Regions from separate parts of the Homo sapiens genome. Here region 2 is linked to region 1. Evidence: read pairs that join two places in POLR2A ChIA-PET (ENCODE). Cell type or tissue: PC-9. All regions are shown on one strand. Each heading gives the region's core, and the rest is flanking DNA. Links, peaks and the distances in the headings are about the cores only. Region 1 holds the start of LOC102724322 (a long non-coding RNA gene). Region 2 overlaps RNF38 (ring finger protein 38).

Region 1 (10,471 bases), core at 757-8,756:
GCTCGATGAATTCAAAATCTGATGGGGGAGACCCAGGAAGCAGCTGCGGTTCAAGTCCAAAGGCAGTTAGGCTGGAAACCCAGATGAGGTCCAAAACCATATGCTGGCAGAATTCCCTTTTGCTTGGGGGAGGTCAGCCTTTTGTTTGATTCAGGCCTTCAACTGATTAGATAGAGCCCACTCACATTATGGAGGGCAATTCACTTTGCTCAAAGTCCATCAATCTAAAGGGAAATCTCACCCCAAAACACCCTCACAGAAACATCCAGAACAATGTTTGACCAAATATCTGGGTATCATGGCCCAGGTAATCTGACATAAAAAATTAACCATCACAGAAATCCCTGGAACCTGTGTTATCTTATCTGAAAAAAGAGTCTTTGAAGATGTTAGAAAGGATCTTGAAATGAGGAGATTATCCTGGATTCTCCAAGAAAGCCCCCAACTTAATGACAAGTGTCCTTATAAAAGACACACAGGGCCGGGTGTGGTGGTTCACACCTGTAATCCCAGCACTTTGGGAGGCCGAGGCGGGTGGATCACCTGAGGTCAGGAGTTTGAGACCAGCCTGGCCAACACGGTGAAACCCCGTCTCTACTAAAAAAATACAAAAATTAGCTGGGCGTGGTGATGGGAGCCTGTAATCCCAGCTACTCAGGAGGCTGAGGCAGGAGAATTGCTCGAGCCTGGGAGGCGGAGGTTGCAGTGAGCTGAGATCGGGCCTCTGCACTCCAGCTTGGGTGACAAGAGTGAAATTCCATCTCAAAAAAAAAAAAAAAAAGACACACAGGCTGCCATGGTGGCTCACACTGGATCGCTGGAGGCTAGGAGTTCAAGGCCAGCCTGGGTAACATAACAAGACCCCCATCTCTATTTTATAAAAAGAGAGAGAGAGAGAAAGAAAGGAGAGACATATCAAAGAGATGAAGGCTGTGTGAAGGTGGAGAAGAGATTGGGGTAATGTGGCCACAAACCAAGGAAGCCAAGGAATGCCTCCAGCCACCAGAAACTGGAAGAGGCAAAGAAGAATCCTCCCCAAGAGCCTCCAGAGGGAGCATGGCCTGCCAACACCTTGATTTTGGACTTCTGGCCTCCAGAACTGTGAGAGAATGAATGTCTACTGTTTCAAGACACCGGTTCGTGGCAACTGGCTATGGGAGCCACAGGAAGCTAATACGACTGGGAAATGGCAAGAAGCTTGTCTACCTGACTTCTCTGCAGGGCAGTGGGTCCACACCACGCACTTGCACACATACTAGGAGGGAGGCCAGAGGCAGTCCTCGCTTCCTCAGGGACCCCTTCCTGCTGGTCTCCTCCCACCTCCTGCCCGGGTTCTGCTCTGCCACAGTAGCTCAGCTCTGTGTCCCCACCGCTAGCCGGCATCTCCTCCCTGCTCTGCACCACAGTCCTGTGTGCTTCACTCTGCAGACCCCAGGCTCCAAATATGTCATCTTTATTCTCTCTCTCAGATCTAGGAGGCCTTCATCCCTCACCTCAGCCCTGGGCCCACCTGCTGCCACTATCTCTCAAGTCACAAGCATTTATTGTGCATCTGCTAGGAGTTGGGCACTTGAAGTGCTGGGGGCCCCTAGAAGTTTCTGCCCTTCAGAAGTTCACTGTCTGCTCAGTAATTTTCCATCGTCTCACCTCTCTGAAAACATCGCCTCTGGCCATTGATTTCCAGGAATCTGCTTAGTGCCTGCACCTCCTCCCCCTCACAGGATGCAAGGATACCTGTGTGTGGGATATTAGAGCTGAAATGTAACTGCAGAGTCTCTTTCAAAGGTGCACAGTTTCATTTGTTGGTCATCACTGTGGAAAAAACCATATGCCAAATGAAAGTAAAGCAAGGGTCTGGGCGTGGTGGCTCATGTCTGTAATCCCAGCACTTTGGGGGGCCGAGGTGGGTTGATCACTTGAGGTCAGGAGTTTGAGATCAGCCTGGCCAACATGGTGAAACCCCATCTCTACTAAAAACACAAAAATTAGCCGGGCATGGTGGTGTGCCCCTGTAGTCCCAGCTGCTGAGGAGGCTGAGGCAGGAGAATTGCTTGAACCCAGGAGGTGGAGGTTGCAGTGATCCAAGATTGAGCTACTGCACTCCAACCTGGGCAACAGAGTGAGACTCTGTCTCAGAAAAAAAAAAAAAAAAAAGAAAAGAAAAGAAAGTAAAGCAGGGGCTGAATTTGACATAAATAATGACAAATTATTATTTCATTAAAGCCACAGACCTAAGGCCTAGTCTTATTTGTATAAGAAAAGATAAGGAACAATGATGTTACATTTTCTAATCTAGAGTAGCTAAAAGTTTACACAAATGTTAACCCAGTACTAGAAAATGTGAGGATAGGTCTGATTCCATATCTTGCATCTTAAAAAAGTCATACTGTAAAATCTACTTCAATAATCAAGATGTTTAATCAGTATAGATTTGTGCGTATTTATCCCCGTGTTATGCTCTGTGAGTCCAAGAATAACTCATTCTATTGTGCTTTGCTTTATCACACCTTGCAGATACTGCACGTTTTACAAATGGAAGGTTTATGGCAACCCTGCCTGGAGCAAGGCTATCGGTGCCATTTTTCCAACAGCATGTGCTCACTTCACGTCTGTGTCACATTTTCATCATTCTTACAGCATTTCAAACTTTTTCATTATTATAATTATGACTGTGATTATTATTTCGAGACAGGGTCTCACTCTGTTGCCCAGGCTGGAGTGCCGTGGTGCGACCACTGTAGCCTCAACCTCCTGGGCTCAAACAATCCGCCCACCTCAGCCCCTTGAGTAGCTGGGACTACAGACGCATGCCACTAGTTTTTTTAATTTTTTTGTAGAGACAGGGTCTCATTATGTTGTCCAGGCTGGTCTTGAGTTCCTGGACTCAAGTGATCCTCCAACCTCAGCCTCCCGAAGTGCTAGGTTTACAGGCATGATCAGTGACCTTTGATGTTACTATTGTAATTGTTTTGAGGTGCCACAAATCGCACCCATATAAGACAGCAAACTTAATCAATAAGTGTGCATGTTCCGATTGCTCAACTGACCAACCGGCTATTTCCCCATCTCTCTCCCCTCTTCCGTGGGCCTCCCTACTCCCTGAGACACAATAACATTGAAGTTAAGCCAACTAATAATCCTACAATAGCCTCTAAGTGTTCAAGTGAAAGGAAGAGTCGCACGACTCTCACTTTAAATCAAAAGCTACAAATGATTAAGCTTAGTGAGGAACGCATGTCGAAAGCTGAGATCGGCCAAAAGCTATGCCTCTTGTGCCAGTTAGTCAAGTTGTGAATGCAGGGGAAAAGCTGTTGAAGGATGTTGAAAGTGTCACTCCAGGGAACATACAAATGATAAGAAAGCAAAACATCCTTATTGCTGATACGGGGAAAGTTTGAGTAGTCTGGATAGAAGATCAAACCAGCCACAACATTCCCTTTAGCCAAAGCCTAATCCAGACCAAGGCCATAACTCTTCAATTCTGTGGAGGCTGAGAGAGGTGAGGTTATCTATAGAAGAAAACTTGGAAGCTAACAGAGGCTGGTTCATCAGATTGAAGGAAAGAAGCCAGCTCTATAACATAAAAGTGCAAGGTGAAGCAGCAAGTGCTGATGTAGAAGCTGCAGCAAGTTATCCAGAAGATCTGGCTAAGATCACTGACGAAGGCGGCTGCGCTAAACAACAGATTTTCAATGTAGATAAAACAAACAGCTTTCTCTTGGATGAAGAGGCCATGTAGGACCCTCATAGCTAGAGAGGAGAAGTCAGTGCCTGGCTTCAAACTTTAAAGAACAGGCTGGCTCTCTTATTAGGAGCTAATGCAGCTGGTGGCTTTAAGTTGAAGTCAGTGCTCATTTGCCATTCTGAAAATTCTAGGACCTTTAAGAGTTATGCTAAAGCTGGCCAGGCGTGGTGGCTCACGCCTGTAATCCCAGCATTTTGGGAGGCCGAAGGGGGTGGATCACCTGAGGTCAGGAGTTTGAGACCAGCCCGGCCAACATGGCAAAACCCCATCTTTACTAAAAATACAAAAATTAGCCAGGTGTGGTGGTGCATGCCTGTGATCCCAGCTACTCAGGAGGCTGAGACAGGAGTATCACTTGAACCCAGGAGGCACCCGGGAGGCAGAGGTTGCCGTAAGCTGGGATCACACCACTGCACTCCAGCCTAGGCAACACAGCGAGACTCTGTCTCAAAAAAAAAAAAAACAAAAAAAAAACATGCTAAAGCTACTCTTCTTGTGCTCTATAAATGGAATAGCAAAGCCTGGATGACAGCATATCCGGTAATTAGCATGGTTTACTGAATATTTTAAGCCCACTATTGAGATTTACTGCCCAGAAAAAGAAGAAAAGATTCCTTTCAGAAAATTACCACTCACTGACAGTTCACCTGGTCACCCAAGGGCTCTGATGAAGATGTGCAAGGAGATGAATGTTGTTTTCATGCCTGCTAACACAACATCCAGTCCATAGCCCATGGATCAAAGAGTAATTTTGACTTTCAAGTCCTATTACTTAAGAAATACATTGGCCGGGCATGGGGGCTCACGCCTGCAATCCCAGCACTTTGGGAGGCTGAGGCGGGCGGATCATGAGGTCAAGAGATCGAGACCATCCTGGCTAACATGGTGAAACACTGTCTCTACTAAAAATACAAAAATTAGCTGGGCTGGGTGGCACACGCCTGTAGTCCCAGATACTTGGGAGGCTGAGGCAGGAGAATTGCTTGAACCTGGGAGGTGGAGGTTGCAGTGAGCCAAGATTGCGCTACTGTACTCCAGCCTGGGTGACAGAGCAAGACTCCATCTCAAAAAAAAAAAAAAAAAAAAAGAAAGAAATACATTTTGTTGGGCCATAGCTGCCATTGATCTTGATTCCTCTAATGGATCTGGGCAAAGTAAATTGAAAGACTTTGGAAAGAATTAATCATTCTAGATGCCATTAAGAACATTCATGATTCATAGGAGAAGGTCAAAATAGCCACATTAACAGGATTTGGGAGAAGTTGATTCCAACGCTCATAGTTGACTTTAGGGGGCTCAAGACTTCTGTGGAGGAAGTAACTGCAGATGTGGTAGACACAGCAAGAGAAGTACAGTTAGAAGTGGAGCCTGAAGATGTGACTGAATTGCTGCCATCTCACAATCAAACTTGAATGAAGGAGGTGTTGTTTCTTCTGAATGAGCCAAGAACATCTTTTCTTGATGTGGATTCTACTCCTGATGAAGACGCTGTGGACATTGTTGAAATGACAACAGAGGATTTAGAATATTACATAACGCAGTTCATAAAGCAGTGGCATGGTTTGATAGGATTGATTCCAGTATTGAAGGAAGTTCTACTGTGGGTAAATGCTATCAAATAGTATCTCATGCTACAGAGAAATCTTTGGTGAAAGAGTCAATCGATGTAGCAAACTTCATCATTGTTTTATTTCAGGAAATTGCCACAGGCATCCTGATCTTCAGCAGCCACCACCCTGATCAGTCACCAGCCACAACACTGAGGCAAGACCCTCCAGCAGCAAAAAGATGACTCACTGAAGGCTCAGGTGATCATTAGCATTTTTCAGTAATAAAGTATTTTACAAGACCAGTGCTCTAACCCATTAGCTATGGAGCCGTAATAAAGTATTTTAAAATTCCAGCGGGCATGGTGGCTCACGCCTATAATCCCAGCACTTTGGGAGGCTGAGGAGGGTGGATCACCTGAGGTCAACAGTTCGAGACCAGCCTGGCCAACATGGAGAAACCCCGTCTCTACTAAAAATACAAAAATTAGCCGGGAGTGGTAGCGGGGGCCTGTAATCCCAGCTATTCAGGAGGCTGGGGCAGGAGAATCGCTTGAACTCATGAGACAGAGGTTGCAGTGAGCTGAGATCACGCTACTGTACTCCAGCCTGGGTGACACGGTGAAACTCTGTCTCAAAATAAATAAATAAATAAATAAATAAATAAATAAATAAGGTATATATGTTGTGCTGGGTGCAATGGTGGATGCCTGTAATCCTAGCACTTTGGGAGGTCAAGGCAGGTGGACTGTTTGAGCCCAGGAGTTTGAGACCAGCCTGAGCAACATAGTGAGACCCCATCTCTAAAAAAATACAAAAAATTAGCTGGGTGTGGTGACTCATGCCTGTACTCCCAGCTACTCAGGAGGCTGAGGTGGGAGGTTCGCTTGAGCCCTGAAGGCAGAGGTTGCAGTGAGCCGAGATTGTGCCACTGCACTCCAGCCTCGGCAACAGAGTGAGCCCTGTCATTAAGAAAAAAAAAAAAAAAAAAAAAACGGCCGGGCGCAGTGGCTCATGCCTGTAATCCCAGCACTTTGGGAGGCCGAGATGGGCGGATCACGAGATCAGGAGATCGAGACCATCCTGATGAACACGGTGAAACCCCATCTCTACTAAAAATACAAAAAATTAGCCGGGCGTGGCAAGCGCCTGTAGTCCCAGCTACTCGGGAGGCTGAGGCAGGAGAATGGCGTGAACCCAGGAGGCGGAGCTTGCAGTGAGCCGAGATCGCGCCACTGCACTCCAGCCTGGGAGACAAAGCGAGACTCCGTCTCAAAAACAACAACGACAACAACAACATCAAGGCTGAACTGACCTTTAGCACCAAAGAGACCACTCTGTCTCTCCTCTCTCAGGTTTAACTTTCTCATAAAAATCTTACCCCCAGCCCATTTTAACTTAACTCACAATATATGCCTGGCACTATGCAAGACTCTGGAAATGTGAAGAGGAACAAAATAGCTATGGCTGACCCCTAGTTGGCCACAGTTTATAGTCTACCAGAAATAGTTATCAAAGTGTGGTCTGGGGACCTCGGAGGAGGGAGGGAGAGTCTTGGAGCCCTTTTGGGGCTGTGTGTGAAGGCCAAACTACATTCCTGTATTCATAATAATATAGCCAGTTCTCTTTCTTCATGGTAGTTATGTTCTATAAAGTTGCTGTGAATGCTGAATAAGTGAATACTGAATTATTACTCTTAAGGGAAATACAGGGTTAGGTTCCTAAAGCCTCTGGTCATTTTTGTCAACCAACCAATACGTAACTTTGTTTTCTGTGTATTTCTATTTAAAGATACCTTAACATGAGAGGATGGTGGCATGTATGCCATCTCCCATTCATGTTCCTACTTCCCTGGAAGGCTGAGATGATTTCTTATGCCTTCCAGGTTCTGATGAGATTAGGGCTTTATGCTGTGGCCCCCTCAGAATAGAGCTGCAGAATACTAAAGCCCTTAGCTGCAGCTAAGAATGAGCTTCTCGAAAGGGCGTCCCATGGCTTGCCTTGCAGTTATCTGACCCCTCTTGTTTTGGTGTTGTCCTTTTGGTGAGTGGGACAAAGACCATAGGAGCTGGCACCTTGAGCCACTCTTCCTTTTGCTGTTTACGTAAGTGCCAAACAGTCTGATCTAAAAGTAGCCTGTTGTACCTTTCCGGTTCAACCAGGCAGGCCTTGTCCTTGCCCTCGTGTGTGCTCAACAAATAGGAAAGACCAAGAGGCAGGTATTAGATCAGCGTATTGCCTAGGCATTCTGCTCATTACTAGCCCATCTGACCCCTACATCTGCAGCCTGAAACCCAGTGATGAGAAAATTCTCCACGTTACAACCCTCATAAATGGCATTAACCTCTTCTAGAAGAAGATGGATTGCAAATGATTTTTAGATGTTCTTGTGGATAATACTTGCAGTATCTACACATTTAACGTTTGTTCATATTACCATCATTGCAGAACACAGGGGTAAAAAAGCTGCAAGTTGGAGAAGGAGTCTTTGCTTCTCCAAAGGAGACTTCTCTCCTCTTTTGCTCTCTCAGGAAAGAGGGGACTCTAAAGTAGTTCACTTAGGGGTGGACCATGCAACATGGCTAAAAATGAGGCCTGCCCAGAGACCAAGGCTTTTCACAACTTCCTCTGTCATTCTGTGAAACTTAGTCTTAAACAGATCAGGGTTTTGCCTGGCTAAAAACTGTATTCTCTACTTTATCTGAAGTGAAATGTATTTCTCCTGTTCCAGCCAGTGACCAATCCAACCATCTTATCCTGGAAAAAAAAAATAAATTGTAAGCATCCTCAAGATGCATTCACTTTCGAAGTTTTATTATTTACTGGCTCACAAAGTAATAATGTACACTGTAAAAAAGTGTGCAAGGCCGGGCTTGTGGTGGCTCACGCCTGTAATCCCAGCTCTTTGGGAGGCCAAGGTGGGTGGATCACGAGGTCAGGAGATCGAGACCATCCTGGCTAACATGGTGAAACCCTGACTCTACTAAAAATACAAAAATTAACAGGGCATGGTGGTGCGCACCTGTAGTCCCAGCTACTCAGGAGGCTGAGGCAGGAGAATCACTTGAACCTGAGAAGCAGAGGTTACAGTGAGCCAAGACTGCGCCACTGCACTCCAGCCTGGCAACAGAGCGAGACTCCGTCTCAGAAAAACAAAACAAAAAAAAGTGCAAAATACAAAAAGTAGAAATAAGCACACAGAAAAATCAGTCTCGCATCTACAAGGAGGCAACAACTGTTAATATTCTAAGATACTTCCCTTAAGTCCTTTATGTATTTTTTTCCTTTACACAAGCACAACTCTATATGCGATCTTGTGCTTAGCCTTTTGATTCACATCATTTCATATTTCTCCATGATTTCACATTGTAAATATCATGTTGACTAACTGCATAGCGATTTGTGGATGCATCAAAATTTACCTAACTCTTCCTCAAACATGTGGCACGTAGGTTAAGAAGCTTGTCACTCTTGACACAAGCTATCTGAATGAGTGACAGACGGTATGGTGTGGTTAAAATAGCAGTGACTTTGCAGTCACATTTTTTGACCCATGTTTGAGATCTGGGTCAGCCACTTGTAACTTGTTTGTGTGACTTTAGGCAAACCACTTAATTTCTCTGAGCCTCAATTCCTTTCCTGGTCTATAAAATAGGACAGGTAACTTCCACTTCACTGAGTTGTTCTAAGTCAGGAGTGGACAGACTATAGCTCAGCGGCCAATTCCAGGCCACTATCTGTTTTTGTAAAAAAAAGTCTCAAAGGCACACAGCCATCTCCATTCCTTTATACATCGTGTATGGCTGCTTTTGTACCACAAGGGCAGAGCAGAGAAGTTGTGACAGAGACATGGCCTGCAAAAATATCTGGCCCTCTATAGAAAAGATTTGATGACCCCTATTCTAAATAATGGACATGAAAGTAATTCTGTAGACAGAAAAAAGCCTAACCAAATGTGAAAGATTATTCATGGCAGAGCCTACAGTAGGTGCTCATTAAACATTTGTTCTAAGGATGTGTAGCTCAATGGAGAATTGTATTCACCAGAATCCCTGCAGAATGAGTCTCTGTTTAGGAGAAGCATGAAGGAGGAGGTGATTCAGAAGAGCATCAGGATGGGGTGAGAACCCTGTGCAAAGGGACAGAAAAGGAGATTTTTAACACCTGGGAAACTACAGGGACAAGGAGAACTGTGTGAAGATGTTTAGAAGCTTTCTGGATGATGCTCTGAATAAAACTCCTGTGCAGCCCAATTAAAGTAAACATCTACAGTAAACATCAACATGGTTCTTTAAGACTCAGAGCAAGACCAGTGTTTATTTAACTTCAACTCAATGTAGGGATTGGATCACAAGGAGTATAGCTTTCAAATAGATTATCAAATGGACAGAATAAAAATAACAGCTCAGGCTGGGCATGGCAGCTCACGCCTGTAATCCCAGCTCTTTGGGAGGTCAGGGCAGGAGGATCACTTGAGCCCAGGAGTTTGAGACCAACCTGGGCAACACAGTGAGACTTCATCTTTGTATTTTAAAATAAGCTAATTAATTAAATAAAAATAAAAATGTCTCTGGGCATGGTGGCTCACGCCTCTAATCCCAGCACTTTGGGAGGTTGAGGCAGGCGCATCACTTGAGGTCAGGAGTTTAAGACCAGCCTGGCCAACATGGTGAAACTCCATCTCTACTAAAAATACAAAAATTAGCTGGGCACGGTGGCATGTGCCTGTAGTCCCAGCTACTCAGGAGGCTGAGGCAGGAGAATCACTTGAACCCAGGAGGTGGAGGTTGCGATGAACCAAGATAACGCGTCACTGCCCTCCAGCCTGGGCGACAGAGTAAGACCTCCGTTTAAAAAAAAAAAAATCAGCCCTAATATTGAATTTACAATACAAAATTTTAATTATATGTGCTCCCATAAAGCACAATGAAGAACATCTTATTTATTAAAAAGAGGATAATATTTCACTGAGCAGGCTGGGCACAGTGGCTCATGCCTGTAATCTCAGCCCTTTGGGAGGCCAAGGAGGGCAGATTGCTTGAGCCCAGGAGCCTGAGCAACATGGCAAAACCTCATCTCTACAAAAAATACAAAAATTAACCAGGCGTGATGGTGGGCTCCTTTAATCCCGGTTACTCAGGAGGCTGAAGCACGAGAATTACTTGAAACCGGGAGGTGG
Region 2 (10,471 bases), core at 1,088-9,087, 100 kb before region 1:
TAGAGATGGGGTTTTCTCTATGTTGTCCAGGCTAGTCTTGAGCTCCTGTACTCAAGCTCTTCTCTCACCAGGGCCTCCCAAAGGGTTGAGATTACAAGTGTGAGCCACTGCATTTGGCCTGTCTCTATATTCCTAATGTAATTCTTGGCTTGTAGGAGTCAGTCAGTAAATACGCCTTGATTCAGCAATGCATACTTCTGCGTAATGGTAAAGGATAGCACATTCATGTTTGTAGTATAGAGATCAGAACATTCTGTACAGAAAACTAATGAATTCTAAAGTTTCTGCTTTCAAGTGCTTTGTTTTTTACTTCTAGGTGAGTCTTTGGAAGTATTTTTACTCTTACCAGTGGGCACAGTTATCTGTTTACCAGGTCCATAGCAAAGCAGAAACAAAATACTATAAAAAGGCTAAGGAAGGTAAGGGTATTAATATATTAACAGCAGGGATATTAATAGCATTTCATTTTATGATCGGTTTCTGGCTGCTTCCTTACTATCTAGCCATACTAAACGTTTTGCAGTTTCCTGACTACACTGCTGTCTCTTGGCAGCTACTTCTCCATAGCACCTAGTGCCTAGCGTTACCATAATACTTACATCCTGCAGTGATTTACTTTTGTTTCTTTCTTATAGCATATACTTTTTGAAAGTAGGAAACGGGCCGGGCGCAGTGGCTCACGCCTGTAATCCCAGCACTTCGGGAGGCCGAGGCGGACGGATCACGAGGTCAGGAGATCGAGACCATCCTGGCTAACACAGTGAAACCCCGTCTCTACTAAAAATACAAAAAATTAGCCAGGCGGGGTGGCGGGCGCCTGTAGTCCCAGCTACTCTGCAGGCTGAGGCAGGAGAATGGCGTGAACCCCAGTGGGTGGAGCCTGCAGTGAGCCGAGATGGCACCACTGCACTCCAGCCTGGGCGACAGCGAGACTCCATCTCAAAAAAAAAAAAAAAAAAAAGTAGGAAACGATGCCTTTGTTTTTGGTTTAATGCCTGTCACCAAATAGATGCTTAAATGTAGGATTGAGTGAATGAATGAGGCAATGAAACTCTAAAAAGAAGACCATGTTAAAGTATGTAACTTTTAGTGTAGGTACAAGAAGGGACCACGAGCCTTAACCCCCCAAGAAGAATTCACTGTCACAGCACAGTGGAACACATTATGTTCATGATTTTTTTTTTAATGTTACAGAGTAAGTATATTTACATATGAATTTAAGAGGATTAACCCATAATCAAGTCAAACATTTATTTTTGTTTTTTAATTTTTGTAGATAACTGGGGCGATCCTCCCACCTTGGCATACCAAAGTGCTGGGATTACAGGTGTGACCACTGCATTGGCCAAATCAAGCATTGGAAATGTGGCAGTCATTTACTTTTGTGCTTATGATTGTGTCCTTTATTCCTTAGGAAGGTCTTTAGGTTTGTGTTGAATAGAGCTGAGATTTCTGCAGTCAAACATATGTTTGCTATAGAAAATTTGCCACAAATATTGTTAAATCTGTCATTTTCCTTTGCATGATTATTTGGAAGGTTAACTAAAAAACAGAATGAGAAAAAGTATTAATCTTGGTCCAGGCAAACACTTAACCTTTCTGTACTTAAGATATGTAATTTTACCTTGGGTTTTCTTAGCATGAAGTCTGTCCTTTAGGATTTCGGAATTAACACCAGCAGAAAAAGTTACCAATAGGTATTTGGGAAACAGGAAGGACGTGGTGTTCTTGGGCTGTGCTGTTTTGCCTCCAACAGTTTTTGTAAGAGAGATCCATTGCCAGAGGCAACCTTTGCCATCTTTATGTTTTGATGTTTAAAATTAATTTTTAATTTCTTTCCTGTCTTCGCTAGCAGAATCATCAAATACCTAGAAAATCCAGACTATCCTTCATAGGCGTGATTCTCCACATTGGTGCAGCTAGCCATGAACTATCCTTTTCTTCCTCTTTTTCCCAGATATCTCCCGGGGCCAATTCAGCATCTCTACCTGGCCATCCTAACAAGGTGATTTGTGAAAGGGTGAGACTTCAGAGCCTGTTCCCTCTCCTCCCAAGTGATCAGAACACTACCGTTCAAGAGGATGCTCACTTCAAAGCTTTCTTCCAGGTTCTTATATATTTACCCTTTCCCTACATAGGGCTGAAAGTCACATTCTACAGTGTTTCTAGGAAGGCTTGAAACAAAATGCCCAATATCGTCTCCTTGTTTTCTGTTGTATGTGGAAATAAGTATTCTTCTTAGAGGACTTTAATATTTTTTCAGCCAGCTTTTCTGACTAATGTTTGTCTTCTTGAGCTACTCAGCTACTGTTAATTATTTGACTACTTAATATTCTTGTGTTTTGATCTTTTGGTCTTAAATCACTTGTCCTAATAGGTCAAGTTCTGTAGGAAAGTAGAAGATAGTGTAGAATATATGAAGTTGTGTAGGAAAGGAAAAATGAAAGCATGTAAGATGTTCACTAGTTACTTGCTTGGCACCCAGAGTTCGATAGTAACATACATTTCTGAGAGAAAACATGGTTACTTGTCTTCTTTTACCTGTGGGTAAACGTGAGTTAAAAATTTTTTTTTAAATATAAAATGAAAACTCGAAAGTAAGGTGTGTAAATGGATTGAAACTCATTAGGTTATTAACAAGATTACTGGAATCTGCCCATAGAAATCATTGGCTACCAAACTTTCAATCCATATTCCTAGAGAAGCATGTTTTAGTAGTGGAAGTCAGTATCGCTGTTACCACAAAAGTTAGGTTACACAATTGCCTCTGAGTGGTAGGATTGCAGGCCAATGTGTATAAACCTGAGGTAGTGAAATAATTGATCATCAAGGCTGGGACTTTTGAATAAGAGCCAGCTCATTTTCTGTTTGTATGAAAGTGAAATGCTTGTGACACATAAAGTTGGAGATAAAAAATTTGGAGGGATAGGTGATCTAGGGCTCTTCAGTCTGGTATTCCTTCTTGGAATTTGTGCCAGGTTCTCTGCTTTGCATGTATTAACTCTTTTTGTTTTTAGCCCTCACAATAAACTAGTCATTGATAGTTTTTAAGATGTGGAAACAGGCTAAGAAAAGCTCAGTGAGGTGTCTAATCACATATGTAGTTATTTGGCAGAGAAGGGGCTCCAATCTAACTTTAGCTGTATCTTGTCTACTATGTATTTGTGGAAGAAATGGACTTAATACCCTTAATACTGCCACCAATAAAAAGGGTTTTTTTTTTTTTTTTGGATACTTTTCTCCATACTCCCTTTGTGTTTTCAAACAGTAACTCAATATAAACTTTAATTTCAGAGAGTAGCTGCCAAATGCAGTAGATTTAAATTCATGTTTTGAAAACAAAACAAAGAGCCAATTGCATTTGAGTGTTGCAGAAAGATGCAATGTATTGTTGTTAAATTTTTATTTAAATAGTTTTAATTTAACTTAAGCCTTATTTTCCTTGAACCTTAGAACAAAGCCCTCAATGAACTTTGGGGCGGGGGTGGAGGGGGATCTAGAAGGTTTTTTTTGCCCAGAAACTGCCCTACCACTGTTCGACATGAAGCAAAGTAGATCTTTCTCACAACCCCTTTGAGATACTGATACCTTCAGCTAGTTGATATCTTTTAAAAAAGGGTGTAATTTGTTAGTTCCAGTTATGCTTCTTATCCTTAAAAACTTAGTTACCACATGCAAAGAAAAACCTACCCAGCCATCTAGTGTCACAAAATTATTCCCTTAATGTGTTATGCTTTCTTATTGGCTTTCTCCTCAAGTACCTTCTCTCCCAATTCTTTCTACTTTTCCTTCTTTTTAGAATAATCTGTTTTAAACAGATTTGCCTGTGTTTTCATTTTTTTCTAAGGCACCCTCTCTGCTTCCTTTAAACTCCTGTCTTTTCTGAGGACATCAACCTTCTCTAGGAGTAAAGAAGTTAATTGATTGATTTCCACCACCCCCCACACCAAGCATGAGGAGTTGGGTGTGTGGCTAGTCAAGTGGCCATATGGGAGAAAAAATGTGTTGCTACACTTCCTGGATTCTTACTGTTGTTTCTACCACCAGTCTTTTTGAACAAAAAAAGTTATCCTGTTTTTGAGCTTTTTTTTTGTCAGTCATATCTATTATTTATCAGTTCTGTCATTGTCCTTGTTTATTACAAACTTCTACATTTTGCTTCTCATATTTGCTTGTTTTGTATTGCTCCTAGTCAAGACTTCTTTTTAATTGCCCAAAATTCAGGGTTTTCGTTTAAATTTTACATGCTTTGTGAAATAATATTTGTGAAATATTTCATATATGCAATTTAGAAAATGTAAAGCAGACATCTATATAATAATAAGACCATCTAGTATAAGAAACCAGCCATTACCAACACTTTTGAAGCCCCCATATGACCCTCCATGTTATATCCCATACTTGTGCCTCACGTACATCTCTCTTCAGTATCCTTTTGTTTTTCTGTATGGTTTTACCATATAAAATATCCCTTGATATTATACTGTTTAATTTTGCTTGTTTCTGAAGTTAGTATAAATGATGTCACACTTTGTATACTTTTTAAAAAATTCATCCCTACTAGTGTATCTGCCTGTATATACTTGATTTATTTTATTGTTTTTAGTTTTCTATTATATGACTATACTGCAGCTTGTCTCCTTTCTTTTTGCTTGACATTTGGGTAGTTTCCTGTTTTTTTTGTTTTGTTTTGTTTTTGTTTTTTAATGCTATTACAGGCAGTGCTTCCAGTAATATTTTGTATGTGCTTCCCGGTGCACATTTGGTTGGTATTTTAATGTTTCTGTGAAAATGATGGCTTTGTGTACTCATTGCCCACAGAAGAGGTGTAAGTGTAGGCTCATTTGCATCTCTATAAAAACCCATATTTAAAATTAGAATCTTAAAGTGCTTCATACAATATTTTAAACATTTTTAAATTAAGGTATACTTAACATAAAATTTACTTTTTTAGCATATAGGTTTGTGAGTTTGACAAATGCATACAGATGTGGAGTCACCACCACAATGAATAATAAAACACCCCCCAAAATTCCCTGATGTTTCTTTGCTGTCAACCCCTGTCTTAAAGTTTTAAAATTAGGCATGTCTTTACTATCAGTGGATTCAATGGTTGTGATTGAAGATAGTAAGTTTTCAAAAGGTAATTAAGTACATGGTGAAATAATTTTATATCTGGCACAACCATTAATTTTAGGGGTGTTTGTGGTATCTTAATGACTGCTATGTTATAGCTTTTATTTTGTAAATTTGTTAACAGAAAGGGGTCCTGATCCAGACCCCAGGAGAGGGTTCTTAGATCTTGTGCTAGAAAGAATTTGAGGTGAATCCATAAAGTGAAAGCAAGTTTATTAAGAAAGTAAAGGAGAGCAGCCCTAAGGCCTGCTGGTTGCCCATTTTTATGGTTATTTCTTGATTATGTGTTAAACACGGGGTGGATTATTCATGCCTCATTTATAGACAAGGTAGGGGCTCCCACACGGTGGCTCGCACCTGTAATCCCAGCAATTTGGGAGGCCGAAGCAGGTGGATCACTTGAGGTCAGGAGTTCGAGATCAGCCTGGCCAACATGGGGAAACCCCGTCTCTACTAAAAATACAAAAATTAACCAGGCGTGGTGGTGCGCACCTGTGGTCCCAGCTACTCAAGAGGCTGAGACACAAGAATCGCTTGAATCCGGGAGGCAGAGGTTGCAGTGAGCTGAGATTGTGCCACTGCACTCCAGCCTGGGCAACAGAGCAAGACTACCTCTCAAAAAATAAAAATAGACCATATTGGGTAACTTCCTGACATTGCCATGACATTTGTAAACTGTCATGGTGCTGGTGGGAGTGTAGCAGTGAGGATGACCAGAGGTCATTGTCATCACCATCTTGGTTTTAGTGGGTTTTAGCCGGCTTCTTTACTGCAACCTGTTAATATCAGGAAGGTCTTGTATCTTGTGCTGACCTCCTATCTCATCCTGTGACTCAGAATGCCTAACGTGATGGGAATGCAGCCCAGCAGGTCTCAGTCTTATTTTACCAAGCCACTGTTTAGTATGGAGGCACTCTGGTTCAAACGCCTCTAACAAATTTACTAAAGTTAAATTAGGTGAATGAAAATTTGAAAAGCTATACACATAGAGAAATATGCCAGGTTTCTGAAAGAGAAAATTATTGTGAAAATATCTATATTCTAGCAAATTTGTAGACTTAATGAAATTTCTAGCCAAAATATCAGCAGAATTTTGTTTTTAGAGCTTTCAGAATTGTTTTTAAATTCATATGGAAGATTATTGAAGAAAAGGGGGAAAAACTTTTCCAAAAATTGTCATAAGGGGAGAAATATGCCATAAGAGATAGCAAATCCTATTAGAAAGAAATAGCTCTGTCAGAGACCTCTGTGTTGGTATTAGGTTGGTGCAAAAGTAATTCTGGTTTCAGACCGTGAATTTTAAATCATCGTAGTTAGGCCCAAACACATCTTTATTACTCAAAATGGGAACCATTACAATCAACACATTTTTACCAACGATAAATAAGTTTGTTTATTCTGGTAGCATAAAAATCACTGCTTCGGGATTGGACGTACTCTTGGAAAGTATTTTCTGCATCCTGCTGGTTGTAGAAGGCTTTTCCCAGCAAAAAAGTTGGTTGTCGAGATGCTTGAAGAAGTGGTAGTCGGTCAGCGAGAGGTCAGGTAAATATGGCAGATGAGGCAAAACTTTGTAACCCAATTTGTTCAATTTTTGAAGCGTTGGTTGTGCGACGTGCCAAGAATTCAACGAGAAGAACTGGGCCCTTTCTGTTGACCAGTGCTGGCTGCAGGCATTGTAGTTTTCGGTGCACCTCATCAATTTGCTGAGCATACTTCTCAGATGTAATGGTTTTGCAGGGATTCAGAAAGCTGTAGTGGCTGGGCACGGTGGCTCATGCCTGTAATCCCAGCACTTTGGGAGGCTGAGGCGGGTGGATCACCTGAGGTCAGGAGTTCAAGACTAGCCTGGCCAACATGGTGAAACCCCATCTCTACTAAAAATACAAAAATTATCCGGATGTGGTGGCACATGCCTGTAATCCCTGCTACTCGGGAGGCTGAGGCAGGAGAATCACTTGAATCCGGGAGGCGGAGGTTACTGTGAGCCGAGATCGCGCCATTGCACTCCAGCCTGGATGACAAGAGCGAAACTGTCTCCAAAAAAAAAAAAAAAAGCTGTAGTGGATCAGACCAGCAGCAGACCACCAAACAGTGACTGTGACCTCTTTTTGGTGCAAGTTTGGCTTTGGGAAGTGCTTTGGAGCTACTTCTTGGTCCACCCACTGAGCTGGTTATCGGTTGTTGTATAAAATCCACTTTTCCTCTCATAACAAAATCTGATCAAGAAATGGTTCCTTGTTCTTGTGTAGAATAAGAGAAGATGATACTTCAAAACGATTTTTTTTTTTTAAATTTTCGGTTAGCTCATGAGGCACCCACTTAACCGAGCTTTTTCACTTTTCCAATTTGCTTCAAATGCCAACCTACCATAGCATAGAACAATTCATGTTGAGTTCTTCGGCAACTTCGCATGTAGTTGTAAGAGGATCAGCTCGATGATTGCTCTCAATTGGTCATTGTCAACTTCTGATGGCCAGCCATGCTCCTCATCTTCAAGGCTCTCGCCTCCCTTGCAGAACTTCTTGAACCACCACTGCACTGTATATTCGTTAGCAGTTCCTGGGCCAAATGCATTGTTGATGTTGCAAGTTGTCTCTGCTGCTTTATGACCCACCTTGAACTAAAATAAGAAAATTGCTTGAATTTGCTTTTTGTCTAACATCATTTCCTTAGCCTAAAATAAACATAAATAGCAAGTAATAAGTCATTAACAAAGAACATAAAGTGAGAAATTCCCATTAAAATGATATATAACATAACCACATTTATTTAAGAACGTATTCCAATACCAAACGGCAAATTCCAACACTGCATAAACTGCAGTTATTTTTGCACTCACCTAATACATCTGGTGGATATTTTTCAGCCCTTCATCCTGCATCCTTGAAACCTCCTTCGCCTGGCTTCCATCACACTCCACCCTCCTGCTAATCAAGTACCCAGCATTAAATGTTGGTGTTTCTTAGGTTTCCGTATTGGGCCTTGTTTTCATTACATAAACTTTTGAGGGGCAATTTTGTCTATGTCTGCAGCTTCATGAATGATGATCTGTATATCAACACTCCTAAATTTATATTCCTACCCTCTGAGCTTCAGCTGTTTACAGAACACCTCCAGGCGGGGTATCTCTCAAAGGATCTCTTGATTTCAGGTTGTTTTAGTATCTTTCCTATTTTCACTGGTTTCATGTTTATACTTTAGATTTTTTGTTTTAGTCTCTTATCTATAATTATAGCTTAAAATTATTATAGTTACAGATACATGAGTAGAATCTAGTATTCTGGTAGAAATATAGTGATACTTACAATTGTAGCATCAAGCTAAATTAGTTTTTGTGAACCAGTGATGTTTTGTGTAATTAGGAACTGTGAAAAATATAGTATATAACATCACTAGTCTGTTACTCAAATACTAGCCATGCAGGCCTCCTTAGACTTAGGAAACCACTTTATTTATAGTTCCTGTGTTTTGGTGGACTAGCAGTTATAGCCAATGATAGGAAAATACCGTATTTTACTATTCATCATGGTGTGATTGCAATACGTTATACTACTAGAGTGCCTTTCTGAGCAGCCACTGCATATCAAACTGTTATTTTCTTTGGGCTTCGGTTTAAAAAAAAAAAAACTTGGCACGTATCAAAGAGCAAAATTTTTTTGTTTCTGCATGTTTATGGTAACTTTTGAAAACAACATGGTAACTTTTGAAAACAACATTCAGAGCCTCTTCTATATCTGCAAGTAAAATAACATTTCAGGAGAATATATTAGTTGTCTGGTTGAGAGACAGAATTTCATTGCAAAATTGTGATCTGAGGAGTATAAGAATTATACATCAAATGAAAGTCCTATGTGAAATGAGACTGTGTACATTATGTAGTTCAAGGGCAGCATGTTCACTGAACTGCCTTAAAAAGTTTCAGTTTCACTAATAGAAACACATTTAGGCCGGCCGTGGTGGCTCATGCTTATAATCCCAGCACTTTGGGAGGCTGAAGTGGGCGGATCATGAGGTCAAGAAATAAAGACTGTCTTGGCCAACATGGTGAAATACATCTCTACTAAAAATACAAAAATTGGCTGGTGCGCGCCTGTAGTCCCAGCTACTTGGTAGACTGAGGCAGGAGAATCGCCTAAACCCAGGAGGCGGAGGTTGCAGTGAGCTGAGATCGCGCCACTGCACTCCAGCCTGGCAGCAGAGCGAGACTCTGTCTCAGCAACCAAAAAACCACATTTTACGTATTATCTGGACATAGTTTAAAAATGAAAACCTCAGCTTGTGGAGAATAAAATGAGGTAATGTTAGAAGTCATTTTGTAAACTATTGTGTGATCCAAATATAAAATTCTTAATTTTCTGCTTTCCCCAGCTTATATCCATCTTCTGCAAAACAAAAAAGGATCTTGTCTTATTTTTTAGTAACAAGTTGCTTATATAGAGTGTTGATTTCTAAGTGTTTTCACATTTATTTAAAATGAATAAAATTTAGTGAGAGTTTGCTCTTCCTGGGCCCTTTGCATTTAACTGTTTTTCCTTAATTGTGGAATAAGAAACTTCATTTTTGTTAAAGGTAATTAAGGCAAGTAGAGAAAGTCTGGGAGTTTAAAGGAGAATTGAAGATTCTTAACTCATGCTGTGCTTATTTGTAAATCTAAGGTGAAGAGTAGTCCTGACTGATTAGAAAGAGGACCAGGTTCTTGAGAAATTCCATTTCCCCACACAAGTTGCCTCTTTGCTGCTTTGGGAAGGAAGTCCTTAGGGCTCACTAGTGGTTGCCATTAGAGGCATGTTGTAGTCACTGAGTAGAACTTGAAACCTGTTTCTGTTTTGGGAAAAGTTTGTCTGGCTCAGCATCTCCTATTATCTCTAAGACTTGCTGATATATATATAAACCCAAGATATATATTACATATAAAATTGTTTTTCTTTAGCCTTTAATGACTTCTGACTTGTTCATCTGGAATTATGGAATGCATTCTTATGCCTGCCTCAGGTTCATTTCACTTCTGTTGATGTTTTGGTAATAAAAATGGTTTGGTGTTAATAGAGGTGTACTCCTAGACTCATTTTTATCAGATTTAATGCTAAGCATAAAACCTGCCTTTCCTTCCTTCCTCCCATTATGACCTCTTTGACCTCCCTTGATCCCTAAATCTGTAGCAGTGTTCTATACTGTAATGTCTGTACAACGTTCTATATTATTAAATAATAGAGACAGTACTTGTACCAGATTTGAATCAACATCTTATGAATTTTAAATTGTCAACACTTGGTACTTTGAAAAGTTGGTCCACTGGCCTAGAATCAACAAGGAGAGGAGGGAAAGAACTTCT

The links. Peaks named below come from ENCODE experiments on the same cell type or tissue, not always from the same donor. Only the 100,000 strongest peaks of a DNase experiment are listed, where the experiment ranks them.
Region 2: POLR2A ChIA-PET joins it to region 1 with 20 read pairs; 4 of 35 experiments call an interaction of 5 or more read pairs at or near these places.

Annotation. Positions count from the first base shown.
Region 1 is chr9:36,279,470-36,289,940 of GRCh38, reverse strand. LOC124902150 (a long non-coding RNA gene) reads right to left here. Exons shown (of 3, transcript XR_007061473.1): 3 at 4,802-5,233. It overlaps LOC102724322 (a long non-coding RNA gene), which reads right to left and starts at 1,927. Exons shown (of 5, transcript XR_001746660.2): 1 at 1,648-1,927. In PC-9, for the core only: no CTCF peak of the experiment used is centred there; DNase peaks (open chromatin) are centred at 5,510 and 8,720; H3K27ac peaks cover 2,897 bases.
Region 2 is chr9:36,382,103-36,392,573 of GRCh38, reverse strand. RNF38 (ring finger protein 38) reads left to right here. Exons shown (of 12, transcript NM_022781.5): 2 at 1,958-2,107. Among named protein-coding and RNA genes, the nearest start is that of RNF38, 13 kb to the left of the region's middle. RefSeq lists an enhancer at 310-810. In PC-9, for the core only: no CTCF peak of the experiment used is centred there; a DNase peak (open chromatin) is centred at 5,973; H3K27ac peaks cover 1,817 bases.